2 separate regions of the Mus musculus genome follow, and region 1 is linked to region 2. The links are chromatin loops, found by intact Hi-C in ENCODE. Cell type or tissue: heart. All regions are shown on one strand. Links, peaks and the distances in the headings refer to the core of each region. The heading gives the core; the rest is flanking DNA. Region 1 has its middle 13 kb from the start of Gm32627. Region 2 overlaps Tspan18 (tetraspanin 18).

Region 1 (5,373 bases), core at 151-5,150, 140 kb after region 2:
CTGCCTACAAGTTCAGGCAGGTCTCAAGAGGATGTCTCTTATGATGGTGAACTGGAGAAAGGCTGGTATGAATTAAAATACCAAGACCAGTTTGAGCCAACTGGGGAAGTTTGAGGTTAGAAAATGAACGGTCCGAGAGCAGAGAAGTACCGCAAACAAAAATAAAATAAACAGTGGTCACCACAGCAAAGGCTAATCATCTCACCCAAATCTCAAAAGAGAGGACAGAGGAAGGGAGGTCAGAGGGAAGAAAAGGAGAGGTCCCCTACTGAGAACTGCAACTCAGGCAGGCGCAGTCTGAAATGGAAATGTGTCATACGTGACAGCGAACACGGGGTAAGAGTAGACACTGAGAAGGTAAAGACAGAAGGAAGAGCCAGGCGCGGGTTGGAGACTGGAGTGCCTTGAGTCAGCACTGGGGGACATGGTAAAAACTGAAAATGAAAAATGGGATTGCAGGAGCTGGAGAAAACCAGAATAAAGCTTGAATCTCAATTTTTCCTAGGGCAGATCTGATTCCAACAAGGTCACTGTCAGCATCTGTGCGGGGCATCTGGGTGAAGGTATCTGTGTGGAGATTCTCAGGGTTGTTGTTGCAACTGTTAAACCATTGAAACCAAGTCTTAAACCATTTCACATTCAAAAGATACATAAAAGGCTGCCGAGTTGCCCACTGGTAGAGAGAGCACTTGCATAGCAGGCAGGGAGCACTTGGTTTGAGCTTCAGTAGTGCCCAAATGTATCAGTGACTATCAGGGGCCAGGGAATGGGTCAGCACTCAGATCGAATCCCAGCACCCACGTTAAAAGCTGGGTGTGGCTGTGGGCCCCACAACTCCAGTGTTATGGGATGGAGACAGGAGGATGGCTTGGATTTACTGGTTGTCTGCCTTGTTCCAGGTTCAGTCTTAAGGGAATAATAGATATTATTATATTAGTGGAACACAGTAAAGTAAGCCACCCCATTCTCCTCTGGATCCACATATGTACGGATGGGAGCTGACACTGTGTACACATACACACAACGTAAATAACACAACAAACAAATCACAGTAAGAGAATACACTGTCCCTGAAGCCACACCTTGCACAGGGAAGCATTATAATGGTCACCTGTCCCCAGGCCCTGAGCATAGAAACCTCCTAGTTTTCTATGAGCTGAGCCTCCTGGGACAGCTAAGACAGTCATCAGTTGATCTTCAGTAAGAATCGGAGTCAAGGAGCACACAGTAGGCTTGCCCAGACAGCCCTGCCCTGTGAACCTCTGCAAAGGCCCAGACTTCTGCCCCTGGGAGAGGTCCATCTCCAGGGCAGAGGGAGCAGGTGTCCAGGCAGAGCTGTGCTTCTCTCTACCCTCTGCGTAGCGGTGGAAGAGAAAACGAAAACAAAAATTAAACCATAAACACACCACAGCTGTTAGCTTCTTAAAAGGAAATAAACACCTGCCAATCACTGTCGGCAAAGGAAGCCAGCCTTCATCATGTCCTGGCAGAGCGACATCTGGGCAGAGCCCAACCCACTCTGTTGGCAGCCACCCCAGAGGGTTTCGGGACTCATCAGGAGGAAAAGCAGGAGGCACACCAGGGTCATAAAGCTGAGCCTGCCAGATCTTCAGTTGGAGTGTAGCTGGTGAATAAATAGGGAACGGAAGAAAGAAAAAAGGAGAAAATGGTGGATTCGGGATCATATTAATCTGAACTTAAATTCTAGTGACCCCTGACTGAATTCAAATTGTGTGGCTTGGAGCAGGAAATAGCCTCATATGTTCCAGGCCTCATTGTCTTCCTCTCAGCACAGATGTTTCATCTGTGGGTTGAAAGTCAAACCTCAGCTGAGTGTAGTGTCCCATGCCCTTAATCCTAGCAGTCAGGAGGCAGAAACAGGCAGATACCCAACTTCAAGCCCAGCCTGATTTATAGAATGACTTCCAGGTCAACTAGAGAGACACAGAGAAACCCTTTCTTGAAATAAAGAAAAACAAAAGCAAAGAGAGAGGAAGGAAGGAAGGAATGGAGGGAGGGAGGGAGAGAGGGGGGGGGGGAGGGAGGGAGAGAGAGGTGAAAACCTCCATACAAAATGGTCCCTTGCCATTTTGTATAAAAAGAATGATAACCCAGAGAGGTTAAGTAATTTATCTCAGATGTCACAGCTGATAGGGACCAGCCAGGATGGAAATGCCTTGGTGTGGGTTTGAACTTCGACTAAAGAGCCATTGGCCAATGTTATACGGCTCTATAGCTCATGAGGAGATAGATGGGAAACAGTCCACACGGCCCTACCCAAATGGGCAAGAGAGGAGGAAGGAGATGGTGGTGTATTCCTGACATTGAGGAAACCTCGTGGAAGCAGGTGTGGAGCCTGCAGCTGCAGGAAGCCACCCAGCCACGGAGTCATCACTGAGACACGGATGCCTTTCTTCACTGTGTGACGCCGAACTTCTCTCATAGCTAAAACTTCCAGGAAGGGCTTTAGAAGGGACGGTTGAGCTTGGATGTCTGTGAAAAACATTCTGAATTATGTAAGTCCCAGCATTGAGTGGAATAGGAGAGAACAGAGCCTCCTAGCTGGGGATCCCAGGTCTAGCTTCCTGACACACTGAAGGTTGACCAGCAGGCTAGGGAGACAATGCAACCCATAGAGCACTTGCCTAATGTGGGGAGCCCTGGGTGGCATCCCCAGCATAGCATAAACTGGTGCAAACCTTTAATTCCAACACTTGAGAGGCAACTTGAGACATCCAAGATTTCAAGGCTATCTTGCACCACCTTGAAAGTCTGAGTTCCAATGGGTTTTCTTGGAAGCATATTCTGTATCTTTCAACCAGATGTTTGATACGCTCCAGGAGAAAGGCGGCTTTTGTGAGTGGCTCATACTGTGGTCCTTCAGTGAACACTCTCCCACCCACCTCCAATATCTTATATGCCAGAGCTACAGTATCCTATAAGATGGAGTCCTGCTGTGGGAATGGATCAACCCTACTTCTCTGGAGAGGCATGGCCATGTTCAATTTCAACGGGGAGTGGACAACAGGTATAAAATCCAGAATTCTCCCCAACACATTTCTCTCCCTCTCCCTCTCCCCTCTCCCCTCTCCCTCTCCCTCTCCCTCTCCCTCTCCCTCTCCCTCTCCCTCTCCCTCTCCCTCTCCCTCTCCCTCTCCCTCTCCCTCTCCCTCTCCCTCTCCCTCAGACTGGTGTTGAATTCAGAGATTCACCTGCCCCTGTCTCCTGAGTGCTAGGACTAAAGGCATGGCTACCACCGCCTGGCTCCAATTTTGTAAGCCTAAGAAATCAGTGAAGGTATGTGAGACCATAGAGGAAGAAGATTCCGAGTGGGCAGATGTCCTTAACACCAGGGAAGGATGGTGACCATGCCAAGAAGGAATGCACGGAGTTGCTTGGCTCTGAGGCTGGGGCTTGCTGTCTGCAATGTCCCTGGAGGCATGCAGGGGGGCACTGCATTGCTTTTTTTTGTTGTTGTTGCTGGAATAAACACTATAGAACTTGTAGAAGAAAGAGTTTGTTTTGGCTTACAGTCTCAGAGGGTTAAAATCCATAATGGCAGGGCAGAGGCAGCAGGCAGTAGCTCACAACTTGAACCACAGCATGAAGCAGATAGATAGATAGATAGATAGATAGATAGATAGATAGATAGATAGACAGAGTGAGTGAGTATATTGGGCATGGGAGAGGCTTTGAACCCTCTTAAGTCCACTCCTAATGATGCACTTCCTCCAGCAATGCTGAACCTCCTAGACCTTCACAAACTGGGAATCCATTTTTCAAATGCCAGAGCCCAAGGGGAACATTCTCATACAAACCACTTCAAGGACTCAGTGGGCTCAGACCATGGTCCAGGCAGAGCCAATGGGCCCAAACTAAAAGGAAAAATGAAAGACAAATGATTGCATGCGGCAAGGATGGTTCCCAGAGTGGAGGGGACAAGGGGCTTCTATAGAAGACTCCTCATACTCCTTGTGGTATTGCATAGAGGCCAGCAGACAGCTGTATGTGATGCTTGGCATGAAATCATGCTTCTTCATACATGCCATGCTCGAAGACTGGGCAGAGAACTGAGCATTATAATGAGACAACACGGGGCTGGAGAGATGGTGCAACAGTTAAGAGCACTGGCTTCTCTTCCAGATGACCTAGGGTTCGAATCTCAGCACCCACATGGCAGCTCACAACTGTCTATAACTCCAGTTCCAGGGCTTCAGACATCCTCACACAGACATACATGGCAGCAATGCACATTAAATAAAAACTACTGGAAGAGAGACAGAGACAGAGATAGGTTACACTAGGTCACCTAGAAATGGGGAACTCTAGCTTAGACTGGTTTAATCCGGTTCCCTGTAGTATTGTCTCCAGTGTCTTATTTGAAGCTAAAAAGGCTTCAAATAACAGGAGGCCACAGACACAGGACCTCCTCTTTCACTGATTTTGCACTCACTCACGTGCTTGTCCCTTCAGGGACCTTCCTCGTAGCCATCTGCTCAAGTGCAAACAAACAGGTAGATGGCACAGCATCAAGGAAGCAACGACTCTTGAGTCCCATGGGCTGGGGAACACAGGGCTGGAGGATTGGTCTCTGATCCAGGACTTAGAGGTCTGGAATCTTTTCTCTGCTGTGGTCTCCAGGGCAGTGTTGTTCTCAGGGTAAGACTGGAGGAAGGAGGAGGAAGAGGCAGAGGGGGAGGGGGAGGGGGAGAGTTATCCATGAGAAGATCAGGGCTCTGGTTGCCCTCGGCATATGCTTTACCCTGAGTCTGAGGCAGCACTCTGGTCTAGGACTCCTTCAGCCTGACTCTTACCTGGTCCCTGCAGGAGTCCTCCAGGGAACCCAGAGCCACTCAGTTTCTCAAGTTTCCCTGTCTGTAAAGTGATGACACACAGGTCCTTCTCAGGGGACAAGCCAAGAGGTATCTGCCGCCAGCCCTGCATACCTCCTCTGTGGAGGAGAAGGATGTAGAGGAAAGGGTCTGTCTCCAGGGTACCTTACAGGGTTGTGGACTCTAATGCCAAGACTCAGGGAGGCTGTGGGTCTATCTGAGGCGTGACTACATGTACCGGTTGTGGCTGCGGACACTAGAGCACTGTGGATTAAGTGTGACCTCCCTGCAGTCTCCTACCCAGAGGGAAATCTCTTCAGGGACCTCTTGATCTGGGTGTGAACTTGTAACTTGGCCAAGGGGCTATGATAGACGTGATATCGAACGATTGTTTTCTCTATGACTGTTGGATCCAGATTCAAGTTGTCACGTGGAGAAACTGGAGCAAACACTCTGGAAAGGATACCTAGAGGTAAACTGAGGCCCAAGTCAGCTGCCAGACTTATCAGTGGGGCAGCCTGGGAGCAGACAGCAACAGACC
Region 2 (5,373 bases), core at 92-5,091:
AGCTACCAGGTCCCAGGTGCACGAAGAGTGGAAATGTGGCTCTGAGGGTGTCACCAGGTACTCAAAGCCTGGCACAGACAGGGCCAGCATGGAATGCTTGAGTGGAAGGTCTGTGACCCCATCTGGCCATTATAAAGACCAAGCTGAGTGGGAGCAGATCTCCCTTCACCCCTGCTGGCCCTCTGTGTGCATGCGATCCATTCACATCCACAAGTGGGAAAAAGAACAAGACACTAAGACATGAAAATAAAAACCCGGGGCCAGAGACTATGAGTCCAGGACCTTGGAGACAGAGACTTCAGGATCACCAAACTGCACAAAGCAGCAGGAGTGGTTTTTCAAAGGAAACCCAAAATAGAAATCAGACGAAAGTCAGAAGGACCTCCACGGTGGTTTATTCTTCATTGTTTGGTGGGGAACCCAGCATTGTTGGGCCATCTCTCAGAGTGCTGGGGCGGAGGCCCCAGGATTCATTTCCTTTACCAGTGAAACTGTTCCAAAGTACATCTGCAGCCCCTGCCAACTTCTCGAGAGGATGTTTCCCAAAGCAAGCCACTCTCAGCTCCCGCCACACTGTGGGGCTGCTTTGTGCATGCACTGTGCCTGGATTAGGGCTGTGGCTTCAGAGAAGGGCCAGCTAGGAGGATCAGTCCCATAAGAGCTGGTGGCAGAATCATTCATTCATTTTTCTGTTCAGTTATTCATTGGTGCATCCATTCATCATTCATTCTCATTTTTGCATTCATTAATTCATCCATTCATTTTTTTTCTGTTCAGTTACTCATTTGTGCATCCACTTATCATTCATTCATTAATTCATCTGTGCACCCATTCATCCATGTGTGCCGTTTCTTCATTCTTCCGCTCATATGCCCATTCATTCAGTTGTGAGCTCATTCACTCATTCACGTGCTTGTCCATCCATTTGCGCACTAGATAATCTGCGCACTCATTCATTAATTCATGTGCCCTTTCATTCGTGTGCCTGCTCGTTCATGCGTTCACTCATTTGTGAGCCCATTCACTCACTCATGTGCCCATTCATTCACAAGTGTACCCACTCATCTGTGCAGTTGCTCATTCATCCATCCGTCAGTAACTCCCCGATTTGCTCTAGCACATATGTCATCCACAAGGACAAGCCATAAACAGATTTACAAGGTCCAACTTTTTAAGAGGATCTCTGTCTGGTTGGGAAGGAAGTCTGTACCCTACGAAGGGTCACTAGGGGAATGAGTCAGCCATAAGCCACCACTGCTGGGATACCTCTGTCTCCCCCTACTCTTGCCAGTCTCTCTGCCTTTGGTGGTGGATTCTGCTAGCAAGTGGTGGGTCTAAGCTGGAATGGAGGTGAATGTAAAAGCAAGAAGCCAATGGCCAGACAGGCTCTGGTGCCAGGCCTGTATGAGCCCTTCAGGAAGTTTCTGGCGTGAAACCTCCCCCCAAGAAAGCCTGGAGTGGGTATCTTAAGGCTGGCTTGGCTTCTGTTATCTCCAGATCAGCCTGCTGGAGAAGCAACCTGGGTGTGCCCAAGGGTCACACTGGGTCTCAGCTTGAGCCCCACTGTCTGCTAGCATTGTGAGTTTGAGTGAATCCCTCCGTCTGTCTTTCTCAGAGTGAAGTAGATACTGTATTAGTCACCAACAAAATCATTCCACTTAGCAAAAGCCCCCAGAGCCCAGTGGCTCCGCCCAGCTTTGGTTCTCCGGGTCAGAGGCTGCAGGCCAGTTGCCACCTGGCAGGGCTGGTGTAGGGTCTAGGCCTTGTGTCTTCCTGTCTCTTGTGCAACTTTGGTTTGAGTCTAAGTTTTCCTGTTGTCTGGATGTCTTAATATTCATCCATGGCTCAGGCTGAAGTGGCTTTCACTATTGAGACCTGTCCCTGTAGCTGTTGGCCAGCAGACAAGGGGCCTTGGCTTTCCTGACATTGGATTCATCCTGCTTCAGCTCTGGGATCCCATTGGCCAAAGTGAGTCATGTGGTCAAGCCAAGGTTGGGAAAGTGGCCACTCTGCTGAGGAACTAGGAGGTAGCAGATCCATGACAGGTAAGCAGATAGGGTAAGCATCTTGATAGGTAATAAAGATGATGGACTTCTAAGATAGTGGCTTCTTTCTCACAAAGTCTGGTGTGTGAGATTACTCTTGTATTTTAATGCTTTATTGGCCAGAGAAATCAAACCTAGTTAAGACTCCTAGACAGTAACGCTTATGAGGCTGAGGCAGTAGTGTAGATTCGGGAGCTGTAGCTTTGGTGGAAAAGGACTTTGGACGGATGCTGAGGCGGGCTCATACTCCTGAGCTCACACTGTATCCCATGAGCAGAGCATGGTCTCCTTCTGATGTGCATCGCAGAGGGCAAAATGTCCCTGGAGCTGATGCCCCACCCAGATCCTGACCCTGGCTCAGTCACCATGGTCCAGGTAATTTTCTCAGCATGGTTTCTCTGAACATCTGCCCAACAAAGTACACAGAGGTCACCGTGGCTGCTTCTGCAGAACCTGAGGACGCTGAGGACGCCAAAGAGAAGCTTAAAGCCAAGTTGAGATCAGCTGACCAGGGAGGGGGAAGTAAGAGTTGTTGGGGGCAAGCAGATATTGGATCCTCTCCAGGCTGTGTGCTGACATCTGTCCCCTTTATCCTGAAACACTTTTTAGGTTAGGAGAGCAGGGTACACCTGCCTTCGAGTCAGGATATCCCATTTTGCAAGCAGCCAGAATGTGATGTGGCTGAGCCCTGTTGTTTAACTTGGCCAGGACAGAAGTGTCTGAATGACAGGAAAGGCCCTTTCCTGAAGGAGCGCTGTCCTCACAGGCTCTCTGGGTCAGGCCTTGCTATTTCTATACATCCTTCGGGATAAGGCCCTCCCAGGCCTCTGACCCTTGCCTTCCTCTCTCCTCTGCTCTGCAGCCAGAGAGAGCCAGGGTCAGGGGCTGCAGGATTTCCTGGCCCTGCCCACTAGCTGCTGAGCATTGGCAGGGCCCCATCACGTTCCCCATGGGGGTCTCTGTTTCCCACTGGTCAGGGTGGTTGGGTGCCCCAGTGACCTGCATCTGCCTGAGACCTGAGTGTTTTCTCTTGGGAAGCAAAAGGGCAGGCCAGTCCACAGGTAGGAAGAACGGCAACACCCCAGTTTCCCTTACCCCTTCTCCCTAGCATCTCTCCAGGGCCACCAATGTCTGCTTCTTACCCTTGCATAGCAAAGAAGAGGGCTGCTATTGATCTTCCGTTTCTGGACCAGATATTGTGTAGCAAATTACTCCATTGAAATAATACCAGATGATACAAGGCATCTGAGATTAGTTTATGGTGTCTTTGGAAGGGAACCCCAGGCCTATAAAAGTACTGGGGCTGATTTTCAGGAACCTCCAAGTGGCCCAGATGACCTCTCCCATCTGTCCTGACCATGTTGTTGCAGAGTTAATTGGACAGGCTTCTGAGGAGAAGAAGGTGTCTTCTCATTCCATGTGTGGATCATCATTAAACCATTGGTGCAGGGTGGTATCTAGGTGTGCCTTTAGATGTGAAAGGCATTCTCTCCTTCTGGGGCCCCTTCCTCGAAGGGCATGGGACTTCACAGGCCTGGGCTGTCTCTCTGGGATGATCTGGAACAGTTTATGTGAGTCAAGGCAGGTGTAAGTCTCTGATGTATCTTTGAGCTTCTAGCTAAAGTCTGAATTTCAGCGAGGAGTTTACTGAGACAAGATTCTTGTGGTGCTAATTAGAGAGGAAGGCGGGGCTGGTGATTGCAGGGACTCTGGGGAGTGAGGACTAGGAGCAGGAAAAATTGCTACACATCATGCCAATTTCAGGGGATAGGCCACACATGTCCGTGTGTGTGTGTGTGTGTGTGTGTGTGTGTGTGTGTGTGTGTGTGTGTGTTATGTTCTTTAAAACTGCTAATTGCCAGGGTGAAAATATTTTCACACATCAGCTCTTGGGGAGAATGTCATTAAGGAACACACTGGCAGCCTGGTAGAAGTCAAACGGCTGCAGCCAACATGGAAGTCCTAATTAATAGCTGTTCCCGCAGCTCTTGGGCACGGCAGCGGAAGTAATTATCATGATTTAATTGACTTTTCTCCCCTCTGTTATGCACTCTGCTTTTCCCATTTTCTTGAGCTGGAAAGGTCTTCTTTCCCCCTCCATCTCTCTTTTTCCCATCATGCATAGTTTCTCACACCTGCACTCTGTCAACTCTTATTAAACTGAGTACTGTGACAGCTCAAATCTTTATGTCACAGAGAAGTCTGTAACATAAAGTCTGATCGATGACTCAGTTCTTACAAACATTGGTTTTGTAGAGGTGTGTTGTGACCCAGCAGCAGTGTGATCCATGGGGAAGAGAATCGTTGCTCTCACAAGTTGGTTCCTAGGGACTACAAAGGCCGTAAGGCCACCTGCCCTTCCACCAACCAAGAGAGGTGGCTCTTGTGGTATCACAAGGGTTCCAGGGATTCCTAGAGAGAGAAAAAAAAAGTGGCACCTCTGAGCTCTTGGAGCTGAAAAGTAGGACCCATCTATGCCAGAGCCCTTTCCTGTACCTTGTTACCTTCTCAGCTTGGGCTGGCTTGACTCCTCTGCCCCACCTGGTGACAGAGCCCTGAGTCTTCATGTTTGAGTTCTGCCTCCCAGGTCAGCCTGAACGCCTCTTCCAGGCAGGTTGACCCACCAGGCTGAGCTTTGTGCTTCCTGGGTCATGGATGAGCTCCTGGGGCCAGCTCTGCTCCCTGGTCTCAGCCATGGTGCTTGGGTCACGTTTCCTGGCTCACCATCTGCTTCTCAGGAGCATAGACAGTTCATTTAAAAATTCACGAGAGGCCAGTGTAGCACACACCACCTAGATGGCTTGGGTCTATATCCTAATCTGGCCACCTGCTTGCTGTTCAAGTTACTGGACAAGTTACTTAAACTTTCTGGGCCCAAGAATTCTTGTTTAATCTGAAATGTCACCTACTTTCTATTATTGTTATGAAGGACAGAGTGATTAGATCTCTCACACACATTCGGTAAGGTTTTAGGTTTTAAGGTGCAAAGAAATAGGTAAGGCAGCTCCTGGTGTCTAACAAAGCAAATGAGAATATTGTGGAGCTACAGAAACTAAAGCCAGAGAGGTCTGTCTCTGCCCACTAGGGCATACACAGGGATGTTGAAGTGTGGGAGACAGCAGGTAACCTTTTAGAAGGTCAGATAATATTGGCTGGTACTATACTGGACTATTTCTCATGGAGCTAAAATCAGGACCAAGACATTTTCTTGGGTCTCATTGGGGATTATTGAGAGCGCTTGACTTTTAATTAGAACATTATAGGTAATAATAAAATCAGCAGAAGAGACGTTAAGTAGGAACTGCTCACTCTCTCTCTCTCCTTTGTC

Evidence for each region. A loop is a pair of places that touch in the nucleus more often than their neighbours do. Peaks named below come from ENCODE experiments on the same cell type or tissue, not always from the same donor. Only the 100,000 strongest peaks of a DNase experiment are listed, where the experiment ranks them.
Region 1: it touches region 2 in a loop (2.3-fold over the local background); 3 of 42 quality-filtered maps call a loop at or near these places.

The regions. Positions count from the first base shown.
Region 1 is chr2:93,128,434-93,133,806 of GRCm38, reverse strand. No RefSeq gene overlaps it. Among named protein-coding and RNA genes, the nearest start is that of Gm32627, 13 kb to the left of the region's middle. In heart, for the core only: a CTCF peak has its summit at 2,568; a DNase peak (open chromatin) is centred at 1,516.
Region 2 is chr2:93,265,426-93,270,798 of GRCm38, reverse strand. The region is part of intron 2 of Tspan18 (tetraspanin 18); the gene reads left to right. Among named protein-coding and RNA genes, the nearest start is that of Gm39882, 10 kb to the right of the region's middle. In heart, for the core only: CTCF peaks have their summits at 571 and 2,785; DNase peaks (open chromatin) are centred at 508, 1,838 and 2,858; H3K27ac peaks cover 3,488 bases.